3 separate regions of the Homo sapiens genome follow, and regions 1 and 3 are each linked to region 2. Evidence: chromatin contacts called from ENCODE Hi-C data. All regions are on one chromosome and are shown on one strand. Each heading gives the region's core, a stretch centred on a gene start or an enhancer-like site at or near the end of the contact. The rest is flanking DNA. Distances are from core to core; before and after follow the strand shown.

What was found. Hi-C counts contacts between places; a loop is a spot of excess contacts on that map. Pooled maps may share reads with other maps.
Region 1: a map of CD4-positive, alpha-beta T cell shows a loop between it and region 2 (6-fold over the local background). The contact joins the promoter of MEF2A here to the promoter of ADAMTS17 in region 2. A Hi-C loop is called at or near these places in 5 of 168 maps with a recorded cell type or tissue (CD4-positive, alpha-beta T cell, CD4-positive, alpha-beta memory T cell, CD8-positive, alpha-beta T cell and 2 more) and 13 of 50 pooled maps.
Region 3: a loop to region 2 is called in a pooled map, with 2.8 times the contacts of the local background. The contact joins the enhancer-like site here to the promoter of ADAMTS17 in region 2. A Hi-C loop is called at or near these places in 5 of 50 pooled maps.

Annotation. Positions count from the first base shown.
Region 1 is chr15:99,563,338-99,567,790 of GRCh38, reverse strand. MEF2A (myocyte enhancer factor 2A) reads right to left here and starts at 1,807. Exons shown (of 12, transcript NM_001319206.4): 1 at 1,687-1,807. RefSeq lists silencers at 1,307-1,356, 2,197-2,636 and enhancers at 536-1,509, 1,510-2,485.
Region 2 is chr15:100,340,432-100,345,349 of GRCh38, reverse strand. It overlaps ADAMTS17 (ADAM metallopeptidase with thrombospondin type 1 motif 17), which reads left to right and starts at 3,375. Exons shown (of 22, transcript NM_139057.4): 1 at 3,375-3,529; 2 at 3,941-4,311. The coding sequence starts at 3,451. It overlaps SPATA41 (spermatogenesis associated 41), which reads left to right. Exons shown (of 2, transcript NR_028139.1): 2 at 1-893. RefSeq lists an enhancer at 4,523-4,918.
Region 3 is chr15:101,205,821-101,210,722 of GRCh38, reverse strand. All of the region lies in intron 2 of CHSY1 (chondroitin sulfate synthase 1), which reads left to right. Among named protein-coding and RNA genes, the nearest start is that of CHSY1, 44 kb to the left of the region's middle. RefSeq lists a silencer at 4,829-4,902. Within about 2 kb of position 2,767, at least 9 of the 41 ENCODE cell types and tissues checked have a DNase peak (open chromatin) inside an H3K27ac peak, as active enhancers do.

The DNA of each region.
Region 1 (4,453 bases), core at 558-3,057, 780 kb after region 2:
TGTGTGTTTATGACATTTAATATAAACTAATCTAAATCAGCATCTGCTTTAGTGAAAACTCTTGATTCCCTAAAACAAAAGTTGTAATTTACAGAAAAAGAAATGGAGACTGAGCTCTCCAAAAATACACACACACACACACACACACACACACACACACACAGTACATACAAAAGCCATAAAGGCACAATGCAGTCATTTTTATCCTCACTTCCTAAATTCATATTAAAAGAAATGTCATTTTTGTATGTTTAAAAAAGAACTATTTTGTTTACCTTTTCCACAGACTGTTCAAGAACTGCCAAGGTAACACAGATTCTAAAACTGACAACTAGAGTACTTAGCAGTTGCCAAAACAACACAGCTGGATTCTTAAAGGGAAAGTACTCTTGGGTAATGTACACCTAATTACAGCTTTAGAGAACCTCCTCTTCATATAGTAATAGATGATACAAGACACATGGGAAACATACTGTGCTAAAAACCCGAAAAAATGTTAAGACAATGTTTGTTTAAAAATACATATGCTATTGTTAACACATCACAGCAGGCCTTTCTAATAGGGCATTTATTGGAATCCCAATCTCACTGTAAACTAAAACGCAGGTTAACACTATGTTATATTCAAGCTACACACGGTTCCCTGCTGGACCATAACAGGAGGCTCGCTTCACAGCTCCGGAATCTATTTCGGATGTGAGCAACAATTCTATAGTTACACTTTTAAAGAAAAACTGTTTTCTTATTCAGGATTGCTCACCTTTTCCAAACTTGTTTGCACTATCTCACTTACTTTAACCCTCACAGCTCAAAGGCATGAAATCGAGCCAAAAAGCAAAGTTTCTAACACAAAAAATATTTTCTGCGAGCTGGGATCTAGCCGGATGGCAGGGGTTCAGCCAGCGGTTCCCTGTGCAGCCCCTCTGTCCCCGCGACGTCTCCCCGCACGATCGGGCGTCCGCAACCGCAGGTGTCCGCCCCAAACACCGACCCCGCCACTGACATCTACACACTCACAGAATTCGTACCTAAGCGTTCCACCCCGTTAGACCAATCTTCTCCCAAAGCAGAAGTGGGGGAACTTCTTCAAGTCCAACAGGGCAGAAGGCCCCCCGCACTTGGGGCTAATCCCTTCGGGGAGACCCCCGGGCTTGGAGGGAAAAGGGGAAGGAAAGGGCCCTCAGAGCGCACCTTCTCCGGGGTCTCCCGAGAACTCCTTCAACTTTCAAGGAGGCGACGTCCACCACCGCCCCCCGGCCCCAAGGGGTGCGCGCCCGGGGAGGCTGCTCGCCACCAGCCCGCGCGACTGAGCTCCCCTCGGCCCGCCCAGCCGAGCCCCATCCAGCCCCACCGGCCCGCCCTCAGGGCACCCCGCCCCCACCTCCCCGGGCGCCTAGCTCCTCAGCGCCGACCCCGACCCGACCACCCCTCGCCGCCTCCCAGCACCCTACCCGCCTCCCAGCACCCTACCCGCCCCGCCAATGCGCGAACGCGACCCTGGCCCCCTCCAAGCCGGACACGGCCTCGTCCAGGGGTCCCCGGAGCCCCCCGGGCGACCCTCTCGGCCGCGCCGTCCCCCGCCCCAGCACCTCCACCCCAACCCCTACTCGGTCCCCTAAGCGAGACGCCGCCCCCCTCCAGCACTACCGGCGTCGCGGACTGAGCCCCGCTGCCCGCGGCCCTCACCGTATCTCCGGAGCAGCTGGCGGGCGCGCACACGCCGCAGCCCGGGCCCGCCACCAGCGCTTCGCGCCGCCCGGAGCCGCCTCTTTCAGCCCGGGACTCGCCGGGACATCCGCGCACGGATCCCCACACCGGGGCTATTTTTAGGAGACAAGCCTCGGCCAGACCGGAACTCGTTCTGTGCTGCGCGTGCGCACTACCTCCGCCGCCTCGGTGTCCCTCCGCAGCCCTGCCTCCCCTCCCTCCTGGGTTCCCTTCCTCGCTTCTCCCCATCAGTTTCTTTTCAGGACTGAATTATCCTCTCGGTGGGTTCTAGAGTAATTGGAATGGGAAAGACAAGGGTAGGGCAAAGAGAGTCACGGTGCTTGGAAGCGGGCGCTATTCCACAAGGACGTGGGGGCGGACTATGTTTTTCCGGGTGGGTGAGGAGACGATCACCTGGCACAGGAAGAAGATGACGGCGGCTTGGCGCCGGGGCCGCGGGTTGGAGCTCGCTTTCCTCTGAAGGACCGTGTTCCCCTGGAAGGGATACTGGTCACTTGATGAGGGCCCGGGCGCCTCCCAGGGCGGGGCGGCCCGGCGGCGTCGCGCCCTGCCGCCCCCGCTCCGCCGCTCAGCCGCCGCCACCTCCCTGACCAGCCCCCGGGAGCCCAGGCCGGGAGCGGCCCGGTGACGCGGCGCGTGGCAAATCGCCGCGCGTGGCCTCCAGGGCAGCCAACCCGGGCGGTGGGGCGGCGCGGCGCGACGGGACTGGGCGGGGCTCCCGGGGCGGGGGCGGGGCGCGAGGCCGGCTGCCGCCCGGAGTCCGGGGCCGGGCGGGTCCTTCGGGACGCCCGGGTCAGCCTCCTCCCTCCCTCCCTCGAGGCGCCCTTGGCCTCCCCGGGTGTCGGCTCGCCACGCCCGCATTGTGGCCAGGGCCGCACCTGTGCTCGCCCCGGGGCACGGGCAGGTCACCCTCAGGAGCAAGCACAAGGGGACTCTGGGACCCGGGCCCGGAGAGAAAGGGACTTGAAGGGGTCTCGAGGGCGAGAAGGCCCTTTCGGACTGGACAGCCGAGCTCCCCAGGTCCCAGGACAGTAGCAACCTCCTTATCGTGACTTAATAGTTTCTAGGATGCCTGGGGCGGTGAACTATGTGATGGACATTTTGCATATGACAGCTTATGTAATACTTACAAGGCCCCATGAAGCAGATTCAGTTTCTATTCCCATTTTACAGATGAGGAAAGGGAAGCTGAGCGCTAAAGTGACCTGTCAGGGTCACAGCTTCAGAGTAGGGCCCTGAGGACTTGAACTCCTGACCACTCTGCATGTTGCCTTTTCTGAGATAGGTGCAAAGGGGATAGGCTTGGGACAGCTGTTGTGTTTTCTGGGGCTACTGATTATGTTTATCGAGGTCTTTAGGAGATGAGCCATTGTTGGCCCTCTCATCCTGAAAGCCGCTCACCTCTGAAGAGTTTTTCGGGGCCACAGTGCCTGCATGTGCCCCCAGAGGTGCCTGTGTAATGGACACGAAGCCAAATGGTTGTTTGCATTTGAAGATGAGAAATTCAATCCCGCAGCACTTAAAACAAAGTGGTTGGGGTGGGTGAGCAGATGAGCAGAGGCTGTGAGTGGAGGAACTGGGAAGTTACAAAGGAAGCCAGAGACTGGCTGGCTTCCTCCCTCAAGGACAACGGGGCAATGTGCTGGGGAGAGCCCAAAACAAAGGCGGCACATAGACAGCAGACGCCAGAAAATAAACCTGGAGCTCTGCTCAGAGCTCCACAACACCAGTGTTCAGGGGAGCCAGCAAAAGGAACTGCAGGGAGGTTTTTAAAACATGTCAAAATGTGGTGTAAATCAGCAAGTCATGTGGAAATGCATGCTTTTTAACCTGCCAGAAGCTGCAGAGCCGGCTGGATTTGGCTCTTCTGCTCCAAGAGGACGAGAAGAGTTTAATACTTATCCTTTAAAACTTAGGGTCTGGAGTGGGGGCACAGTGATCAGTGGCCCTCTCCTTGCCACCTGCTGTCACCCTGGAAGAAGAGGCAATGAAAACAGACTGTTCCAAAAGATGTTTTCACCCTTATTGCTCCACTCCGGCTCCCACCCTTCCAGAAATTGAGCCTCCTGAGGCACAGAAGACTCAGCTCAGACTGCCCAGCCCTTACCCATTCCAATGCTATTGTTACCCTCAAAATGTCAAGCAGAGAACTCAACTATGAGTCCAGCCACAGCAGAAATGAAAAGAGTGTTTGCATCACCTTAAAGAGCACCTCTCTCCCCACCACTCTGCATGTCAAAGCCCTTGTCTGAGAATTGCAGGCAGTGGTAAGAAGGAAGGAAGGAAAGGAAGGAGAGAAGGAAAAGTGGAAGGCTAAGTTTAAGAATTGTGGAGCACAGCTATTAGCAGAGCACAATCACTGTTATTTGTAGTAAAAGCAACCAATTTTAGGAAATTGCCACAGCCTCTGTTTCAGCTGTTGAAAACCTATACCTGAAGTCTAGCGTCTCTAGCAACTTCGAGCGCTCAGAAAGACCCTGTGCCGAGCACTTACGTGTGCCACTGGCTTGGAGGGAACTGAGGAGCAGCATCTGTCAGTCTTTCCCCTCTGGCCTCCTTAAAGGCACTCAGGGGTCCAGATGTTTCTGAGCTGCAGGGACTGTGCACTGGGCCAGGCACTGAGATACAGAGGTGAGAAAGAGCAGCCCTTTCTTCAAAGGGGCTGGCAGGCCGTGGGGAGGATACACCTTAAAACACAACCCATCATGAGGGGTTTCCTAGAGTG
Region 2 (4,918 bases), core at 2,126-4,625:
TAAGTACAGAACGCTCAGAGAAGAGGCAGCAGATCTAGGATATGGAGCAGCAGCTCTTAAGGGCACAGTGGGAAGGTTTCAAGACTGAGGAGGATCTTGGATTTGGGTAGGGGAAGGCAGTTCACAGTATTGTGGAGGAAATGCTGTGAAAGAGAAAGTGGAAGGCATGGAAGCTTAAACTTTTAATATGACTGGTGAATACAAGGATGAAGGGCAAAGGGAATTCAGACTCATGGTGGTCAGATTAAGACCTTCAGCGGCTCTGTCTCCCAGCCCCACATACCCACTTCCATGTTCTGCTCTTTACTGAAGCTGAAAGTCTGCAACCTTCATTCTCTGACTCCCTTACATTTTCTTAGGCTTCTTGCTAGCTTCTGCCAAAAAGAGGCCCTGGCAGGAGATTAGATGGCAGGAGGCAGAGGTAAGGATTCCATGTTAACAGGTGCTGGAAGTTGCTGGTGTGGCAATGAGAACTGGGCCCCGGTCAAGGCAGCACTACTTTGGTAGATCCAGAATCAACCATGATAACCGTGACAGTGTCTTCAACAGTGCAGCAGTAGACACAGGCCCCTGGTGCTGGAATCCAATACAGGGACAGGAGCAGCACGGAGTCACGGAACACCGTCTTGCCTTCATGTCACTTTACCATTTCTTCTTTCTCCCTCTTACTCTACCAGCTACCTGTGGAGATGTTGAACCTTTTATCTGTCGCTGTCTGCTTAGGAACAGAAGAAAAGGCAGCTGATTGCTTGACTCAGCTTTCAGCTTGATTTTTTTCCTTTGGCAGAGTGAATTGGGGTCCCAGGTGTTCATTTTCCTTTTGTAGTACCTTTCCTCAGCATGCAATTAATACAAAAAGAACAATAAACCTTAACAAAGTTTGGCTTGTATTATTCCAGACTTTCCTCTTGGATTTTATGTACACTTATCTGAATCCATGCAGATCATGTCATGTGTGTCTGTGTGTTTATACACATTTTTTTTTCGGTGTGCCTCATTCTGCAACTTGATTTTTTAAAAAATTCGATAACTGATCTTGGAGATCTGTCCATGTTGTTACATATATGAGATTTTTGTATTTCCTTTAATTAATGGTGTTCAAGTAGCCGTTTATGTAACGATGAACATTCAGGTTTTTGCAATTTTTTGCTCTTAATAAGGTGCCCTGGTGAACAAACATTCTTGTACATGTGCCAGAGTTTCTCTGGAGTAATTAACCAGCGTGGAATTACAGAGTTGTAGAATGTGTGCATTTTTAGTTTTATTAAAACTAAAAAGTAAAACTTTAATTTTACAGTTTGCCCAATTGTTCCTCAGAGTGGCTGTGCCAATTTATACTCTCCACCCCTAGGTAGGAGAGTGTCCTCTCTAATTCTTGATTTTTCTAAGCTCTTTAATTTTGGTTAGTTGGGAGATAAAATAGTATCTTTCTGTTTTAGTTTTCATGTCCCTATGGACTAATTTTAGCATTTGAGCATCTTGGATAGGTTCTTGATAGGTTGGTGATGGCTACTTCAGGCTGACTTGCGCTTGTGAGGTGGTGTGGCCCATACTCCATGGTTTTCAGTGGCAGGCCTTAGAAATGGCTCTTTTTGACAAAAAGATTCACTAAGAAACTTACTGTGATATCTTTAAAAAAATTAATATTTTGTGAGTACGTAGTAGGTGTATATGTTTACAAAATGTATATACATGAAATTTTTTGATATGGCCATACAATGAGTAATAATCCCATCAGGGTAAATGAGGTGTCCATCACCTCAATCACCAAGGTTTCTTGTGCTGCCAGAAAATGCTACTGAGCTGTCAGTCATCTGAGGTTGTTGACCTGGACAGAGGCAAGGGGGAGAAACACAGCCCCAGGCCTGGCCAAGAGCAGGACCTGTGCAGATGCCCCCAGAACTGTAGGTGCCAAGCAGTGAGGGCAGCCCCTTTTGTGGCAAGCCTCTGTGGAGGGTCACTGTTCAGCCTTGGGGTTCATTATATTTCGGGGAAGGTGGCCAGTGTTATAGATTCCTTCAGATGATATGTAATCCTGTGATGAATTTAGATTCCGAGGCTTCAAGCAGCATCCAGCGGGGAACTATAACCTTTCTGCTATGATAAAATGGAAAAGAGCAGGACAGGGAAGGGACGGGAAACCTGAGATTGGTTATGGTTACACTTAATTGTTTTTTTTGTTTTGTTTGGTTTTGTTTTGTTTTTTTGAGATGGAGTCTTGCTCTGTTGCCCAGGCTGGAGTGCAGTGGCACAATCTCGGCTCACTGCAACCTCCACCCCCCGGGTTCAAGCGATTCTTCTGCCTTAGCCTCCCGAGTAGCTGGGACTACAGGTGTGCGCCATCACGCCTGGCTAATTTTTGTATTTTTAGTAGAGACAGGGTTTCACCATATTGGCCAGGCTAGTCTGGAACCCCTGACTTCGTGACCCGCCCGCCTTGGCCTCCCAAAGTGCTGGGATTACAGGCATGAGCCTCTACAAGATGCTATTCAGCAAGCTAATGGAGTCACCTTCCCTGCAGACCTCAGTTATATTGTGGCAGGAAAGGATCAACTCATTCTGTTTCTGGGAGACTCACGTTCAAGGCTAGGCTTTGGGACTTTGTGCCTCCGTTTCCTAACCTGTAACACTGAGTCCTGCTTCCCTCGGGGCGGGGGGATCCTGCTGTTAATAAGAAGCACCAAGCCAGAAATCAGGATCACAAATTCTAGCCTCTGCTCCAACAGGAACTCTCTGGGTAACTTCAGCGTTTTTCCTTAAGCTCTCTCTCTTCCTCAGTTTTTCAGTCTGTAAGAGGGTGTGAGCATGCGTGTTGCACTGGCTCCTGTGGGATTAAAGAAGACAGGAGGTGTGAAGAGTTTGGATAAACGCCGCGGATATAGCCTTCAGGTGCTAACTCAGGTGTGCGGGAAAGTGGACTGGGAGTCTTTGCGGCCACAAACAACTAAAACCTAACTTCAGATGTAAAGATTATATGCAGTTTTGGATGAAACCGCTTGGCCGGGGCGATTTCCGCCCTACCTTCCCGGGAAACTGGGCAGCAGGCTGAGAGAGTTCCAAAATGAGGACAAGCTCTGAAGACCAGCCCCGCATCCTCCAGCTCTTCCAGGGTCCCACGGCTCCGGTCGGCTCCCGCGCGCCACCTGGTGCCGTGTCCCCGCCACTGCCCAGAAACCACGTGTAAGAAAGCGCTGACAACCTAACTACGCACTGTGGTTTCGACCCATCCCAACCAGTAGGGAAGGAGGAGGCGGGGCGGAGGAAAGCGAGGGCCCAATCCCCTCCCGCCTTCCGAGGGGAAGGCGGGGCTTGGGGTTTACCACGTTGGGTTTGTCCGCAGCGCTAATTACTTTTTCCAAAGGCTGGAGGGCTTCACTCCGGCTGGCGCCGCCGCCTAGCGCGCTCCTGCTTCGCCGCCACGGTCCGGGGGGGCTGCCGGTCCCGGGTACCATGTGTGACGGCGCCCTGCTGCCTCCGCTCGTCCTGCCCGTGCTGCTGCTGCTGGTTTGGGGACTGGACCCGGGCACAGGTAGCGCCCCCTCCCACAGCCCTCTTCACCCCGCGTCCTGCGGCTACCTTCCCTCTGCGTTCTCGCGGCGTCCTGGCGGCCCGGGGGCGGCGGCGGGACCGCTGACGGCGCCCGAGCGGAGGAGGCGCGGGCCGCGGCCGGAGTACGGGAATCGGGTGGCTCCGTGGCAGGCGCGCCGCCGCCGGGTCTCCGCTCGCCGATGCGCGGCGCCGTTCCGGGAGGTGCTCGCGCGGCTGCGCCGGAGACCCTCCCCGGGTGGCGCGGGCCAGCGTGGAGGTGCCGGGCGAGGGAAGGGAAGGCAGCGCCGGCTCCGGGTCGCGCTGTCCCCGCGCTGGCGCGGCTGGCGGCCAGCGGGAGGGCGGGCGTCCGGGCGGGCCCCGCCGCGCTGACGCGTCTCCTCTCTCCCCGCAGCTGTCGGCGACGCGGCGGCCGACGTGGAGGTGGTGCTCCCGTGGCGGGTGCGCCCCGACGACGTGCACCTGCCGCCGCTGCCCGCAGCCCCCGGGCCCCGACGGCGGCGACGCCCCCGCACGCCCCCAGCCGCCCCGCGCGCCCGGCCCGGAGAGCGCGCCCTGCTGCTGCACCTGCCGGCCTTCGGGCGCGACCTGTACCTTCAGCTGCGCCGCGACCTGCGCTTCCTGTCCCGAGGCTTCGAGGTGGAGGAGGCGGGCGCGGCCCGGCGCCGCGGCCGCCCCGCCGAGCTGTGCTTCTACTCGGGCCGTGTGCTCGGCCACCCCGGCTCCCTCGTCTCGCTCAGCGCCTGCGGCGCCGCCGGCGGCCTGGTACTGCCCGCGCCACCTCCGGGTCGGCCCGTCCGGTCTGTTGCGACGCAGAGTGGTCGCCGTGGAGGGTGGGGGTGGGGCGCCTCTGCTGGAAGTCCAGCCTCCAGGGGAACCGGAGGGAACCCCCTGCCTTTCCACCTCTCCCCATCCCCCACCCCGGCCTTCGGTACCCTCTATAGGCAAAGGGGGTGGGAGGGGCAGCATCCCAGTCCAGCGCCTCTGCAGCCCGTGGAACCCGCGCGGAGCTGGGGTTGCGTGGGGTATACGCCGCCCGCTCTAGGGAGCGCAGATCTGGCAGGGATGAAACTGTCAGGGCCCTGGACAGAGGCGCCTTGGCCCCAATGTAGAGAACACTGCATCTGCACCGCCGTGTCAAAGTGTATGTCACGGGAGTACCTGTGTACGTGTAGGTGTTATGTTCTTGGACTTGGAGGTGGGGGAGTGGGCATTCACCTCCCTTCCTTTTGAGTCTTCTCTCTGTACCTGGAACAGGAAGTTTGGAGAGGTACCCAGACAGGCCACGGCTCACCCCACTCTTCCTAGCTGAAACGTAAGAAACAGGAGAGAAAGGGTGTTTGTCTTTGCTTCCTTATACTATTAGTAGGCA
Region 3 (4,902 bases), core at 1,518-4,017, 870 kb before region 2:
TGGCAGACAGTTAAGGTTGGACCACGTAACCTTAATCCAATCAGATATTGAGCTGAGTTTTGAATCAGCTGCTTCATTTTTCTAAGACTTGGTCTATTTCTGGCCCACCCCTGCTCTTAAGATGCAGTTCTCCTTTTCTCCCTCCACTTTCCTCCATTTCGCAGTCTTCTTGATTATGATTTCTTTAAAATCACAACTTAGATTCTAGTTTTCTTTGACTAAAAAAAACTATTTGTAATTTTAAAACTCAAGAAAATAGGATTTGAGATTCAAAGCATTACTTTTCCAGTATCCATCTAGTGTCTCTGTATCTCTTCTAGACGTTGTTTAAATGGGGATTAGTTTTTCTATTAAATGTAGGGTTTTTGCAATGACAGGAAGATAAAGTCTTAAGAGGTTTATGTTTAAGGTGTGATGGTGCCTTCAGCCTCTTTTTCTGCTAAGCACTTTTGCTTTGCACATTATGCAGAATTGTGGCTATAATAGGCCTTACTAACTCCCTGTGGCCAAGTATTTTTAAAATCTGACAATAAAAGGTACTGGCTAATCTGTTTAGTGAGTGATTATAATCAAATCATATTCCAAGGTTACAGATCTTGTTTTTGAACTTTGTTTTTTTCTTTTCCATGCTTTTTCCTAGAAACATTCAGAAAGTTTTACCAAGGTTAATCAGTAGGCAGGAAGAGAAATAACGGACTAAGAGTTGAAGACAAGTGCTTTAAGAAACTTACTCAGTATTTTAACGACACTAACTTGTAGTAACCTCAAAGAGTCTTCATTACAAAATTTAAGGCACTTGTATACTTTTTGTATACTTTCTGTGTTGAACTTGCCATTTCAGTTGTCATTCAGTACAGATCAGTCACATGCCAGTAGATTTCTTTTTAGCTTATAGTGTTGTCCTCACATCTTCCACACTAAGAAACTGAAGAATGCCACTATGTATCTTCTAAGAAAATACCTGTCTGTTGGAACAGTTTCTGATTCACTATTTATAACCTGCCCTGAGAATTAAACATAGAAAATATAGAAAGATTCATTTTTACTGCCCTTTCTCCTCCTCTGCTGACTTCATGCAAACATTTCTTATTGTTGCATAGCAACTGATCCTGCTATTTGTTATTTTTGTTTAGCAGGTTTTTTTTTCCCATGGAATATTGAATTCATATCACAATTTCCAGTCTCTGAAGCTCAGTGATAAAGGTTTTTACTTAACCCTTTTTCCTTAAAACAAAAAGCTTCACGGCATACAGGTATATATCGCTTTATTCTTCTTACGTAAGTCTATGTATAAGTTGAAGTTTTATTAAAACGGATGGCATTTTACGAACACTGGCATTATGTCCTTAGTCACTTTCAGTCTGAAACAGGTCTCCATCCTTTTCTTGATTTTTATGACCTTGACACTTCTGGAGCTTACAGACCAGTGGAATGTTTATCAGTTTGCATTTATTTTCTCATGATTAGGTTCAAGTGTGCAGATACTACAGAAGCGTTGCTGTGTTCTCTTTGTATCCTAACAGTTTGTGATTTTGGTTTGCTCTGTTATTGGTAGTATTAACTTTGGTCATTTAACTAAGGTAGAGTGATTAGGAAAACCTGGCCAGGTTTCTCCACTGTAAAGTTACTCTCTGTCTTTTTATATTTAGTGAGTGTCATTGTGGAGAGACTGTAAATATCCTGTTCCTCATCAAACTCCCACCCCCAATAGTTTTAGCATTAATTGATGTTTCTTGGCAGAATAAATGAATAGTGTGATGGTTGCTAAATGGTGATTTTCTAATCCAGTTATTCTTTCTACTTTTATTAGTTGAAAGTAAGGAAAAGCTTGTTCCTTTTCCCATTTACTTATGTGTGTGCTTGTATGAGTATACACTCTTGTATTCCTATTTTATTTAATGAGTTATAATCTCTTACCATTATTATACATTTCCATGTTTACATCACCTTAGACGTGTCCAGTGGCTGCTGTTTGTTGCAGGCTTCTGTATCTCTTTTTTTTTTTTTTTTGAGATGGAGCCTTGCTCTGTCACCCAGGCTGGAGTGCAGTGGCACGATCTCGGTTCACTGCAACCTCCGCCTCCTGGGTTCAAGCAATTCTCATGCCTCTACCTCCCGAGTAGTTGGTATTACAGGCGTCCGCCACCATACCTGGCTAATTTTTGTATTTTTAGTAGAGACGGGGTTTCACCATGTTGGTCAGGCTGGTCTCGAACTCCTGACCTCAAATGATCCACCCGCCTTGGGTTCCCAAAGTGCTGGGATTCCAGGCATGAGGCACCATGACTGGCCTTCTGTATCTTTTTGATATGCCCCTATAACTGTTTGAGCAATTTCTTTCTGGCATACTAAGATGTTTCAGGCTGTTATTTTTTCCCTGCCCTAGCCTTGCAGTCTGCCATCTCTCGAAGAGTCTCTGGTTCTTTTTAGTGGAAAACATTTAGAAGCCAAGATCTAGACTGTGGGTGTGCTCGTTGCTGTGGGTGTTGGCTGGCCCACTCCTGAGCAGTGGGCTGACCAGGGGAAAATGTGCATGTGTGTGTGTGTCCTTGGGTTCCCCCTGATACTCCAAATCCCATTTCAACCCCAAAGGGTTCTTCCTCTTCTCTCCCTTTCTGTATTTGTAATTGCTTTATTTGACAGTTGAGAAATCTAGCTGCTCATTGGCCTCAGCCACATTTACTTACTGCATCAGTTTCCGCTGTAAGTGAGCAATCCTCTGTTGCAATGCCTCCTTCCCGGTGCCTTCCCTATGTGACTCAACTCAAGGGTTGGCGGCCTACCTGACGCCCCAAGGCTGGGCCACTGCACCAGCCCACCCTCACCCCATCTGGGGACCCTATCTTGCTTGACCCCACTAGTGGCTTTTTACTTCAGGACAACGGGTGGGGCAGGGGCAAGAAGCCTAACTCCATCTTGAAATAAGCTTTTCAATTTTAGTTACTAGATTCCAGGTACTACCTGTGTCACATGGCAACGCAGCCCTCATTCTCAGAGGATTTTAAAAACCTGTTGGTAAATTTAGCAAGACTGAATATTTGCTTGGATAGTATATTCTGGAAGATCTATTTTCTTTGAGTGTTTATTTGTGCCAAATATTCAACTTTTTTTTTCTAGTAGATTGGGTCTTGTCTTAATTATTTCTGTATTCCATTTAGAGGTTAACATATGAGGCACTTGAGTGTTTGATGAATTAACAGATACAGAGCATATGAGAGAGGCACCTGGAAATTTAAGAAAAATATCCTGTTAACATTGAAATGAAATATTATATAACATACTAGAAGGTATTGTTGTTCACAGATAGCCAGCATCATGAGTTGGTTCTAAAAATCAGAATGAACAATTTTTAAAATACTGTTGTTAGTTGGCGAAGTGAAGACTTGGTGACGCTGATTCTTCCCATTCTGAAGGGTTATGTGGACGTAACTCTTTCCTTTGCTTTCAGCCAAAGACTTTTTATTTCCAAAAATGAGGTATAGAAGAAAAGACTTTTATTCCCATTTTGGATAGTGAGTGGCTTATTTTTCTTTTGACTGCAAATGCTGTGTTAATATAAAAAACATTTGTCAAGAGTAGACCCTTTCTGAGAAATATATTAGACAATATTTGTTTCAGTTATCTTAGTAGGATTTTTCCCCTTTTAGGTTTTGTTTGTTTCCTTTTGGCTTTGTTTTGTTTGGTCTTGTTTCTTTTAAATTAAACTAATTTTGGAATGTGCTGACACGCGAGAGTGGTACTGGATAGCCAGTGGAAATGCGTGGCATACGTTCCTAGAACATTAATTTTACCTGAGGTCTGGGAGAGAGACTTTTTTTATGAGATAAACATGGGTGTCCTAGAGTATCATTGCAAATTAGTGTGAATTTTTATGATTAAAAATGAGAAAAGAAATTTGGTATTTTTTGGAGGACTATTTTAGGCTGTGCCCCAAAACCCTGGGAATATTTGTTCACTCTCTCTGCCATTATGGCTGCTTCTGTGTAGGGAAAATAAAATGACAAACCTACATGTTTTCTCACAGATGATAAATGTATTTCTTCTTCTCTGTAGCCTATTAATTAATATCTAACACTGCTGTCTCTTCTAGCTTCCACAGTTTACTTTCTTTTGGTGCATAATTTAATGAGTGTTCGTTTATTTTCTGAAGTGTTATTTGTATAAAGTGAGCCCACATAAAAGCTTCTTTCCAAAGTGTTTTCATGGGAAACGGATCTTGGTGGTGATCTGTCACTTAGCACGTCACCGCCTTCAGAGCCCCAGCTGATGACTAACCCCACAGTGGGAGCTGCTACCCCTGCCTGTGGGTAGTGTGCCATGTCCTCCCTCACTGCGACCTCCACCCCTGCCTCTGACTCAGTGGTTCTCTTCAGTGGATCATATGAGTCTTTAGAAACAAATACCTGGTCGTTGGTTCTCCTGCCGACTCGAGACCTGGTGGGTTTTCCCTTGTCTGTCTAGTTTCACTCCGTGGCGCACGAGGCACACCATGCCTGTGCAGCCCTAGTCTTATCTCCTGAATCAAACCTCTCGCCTCAGAGGCTCACCCGGGGAGAGAAAGGAGAGCAGACAGAGATTGGAGTTTGAAATTAAACTTCTCATTTAGTATTGCAAACGTTATGAAGCATATATCAAAAATCAAATGTCCTGGAATCCTGCTGCCTTAGTGATGGAGCGTATTACTGTCTATAGGAACTTGAAATAGAAAACACTACCATACCAGGATCATGGGGTAGAGCAAATTAATAAACAATCTTCTTTTTTTTTTTTTGAGACGGAGTCTCTCTCTTTCGCCCAGGCTGGAGTGTAGTGGCGCTATCTCGGCTCACTGCAAGCTCCGCCTCCTGGGTTCACGCCATTCTCCTGCCTCAGCCCCCCTGAGTAGCTGGGACTACGGGCGCC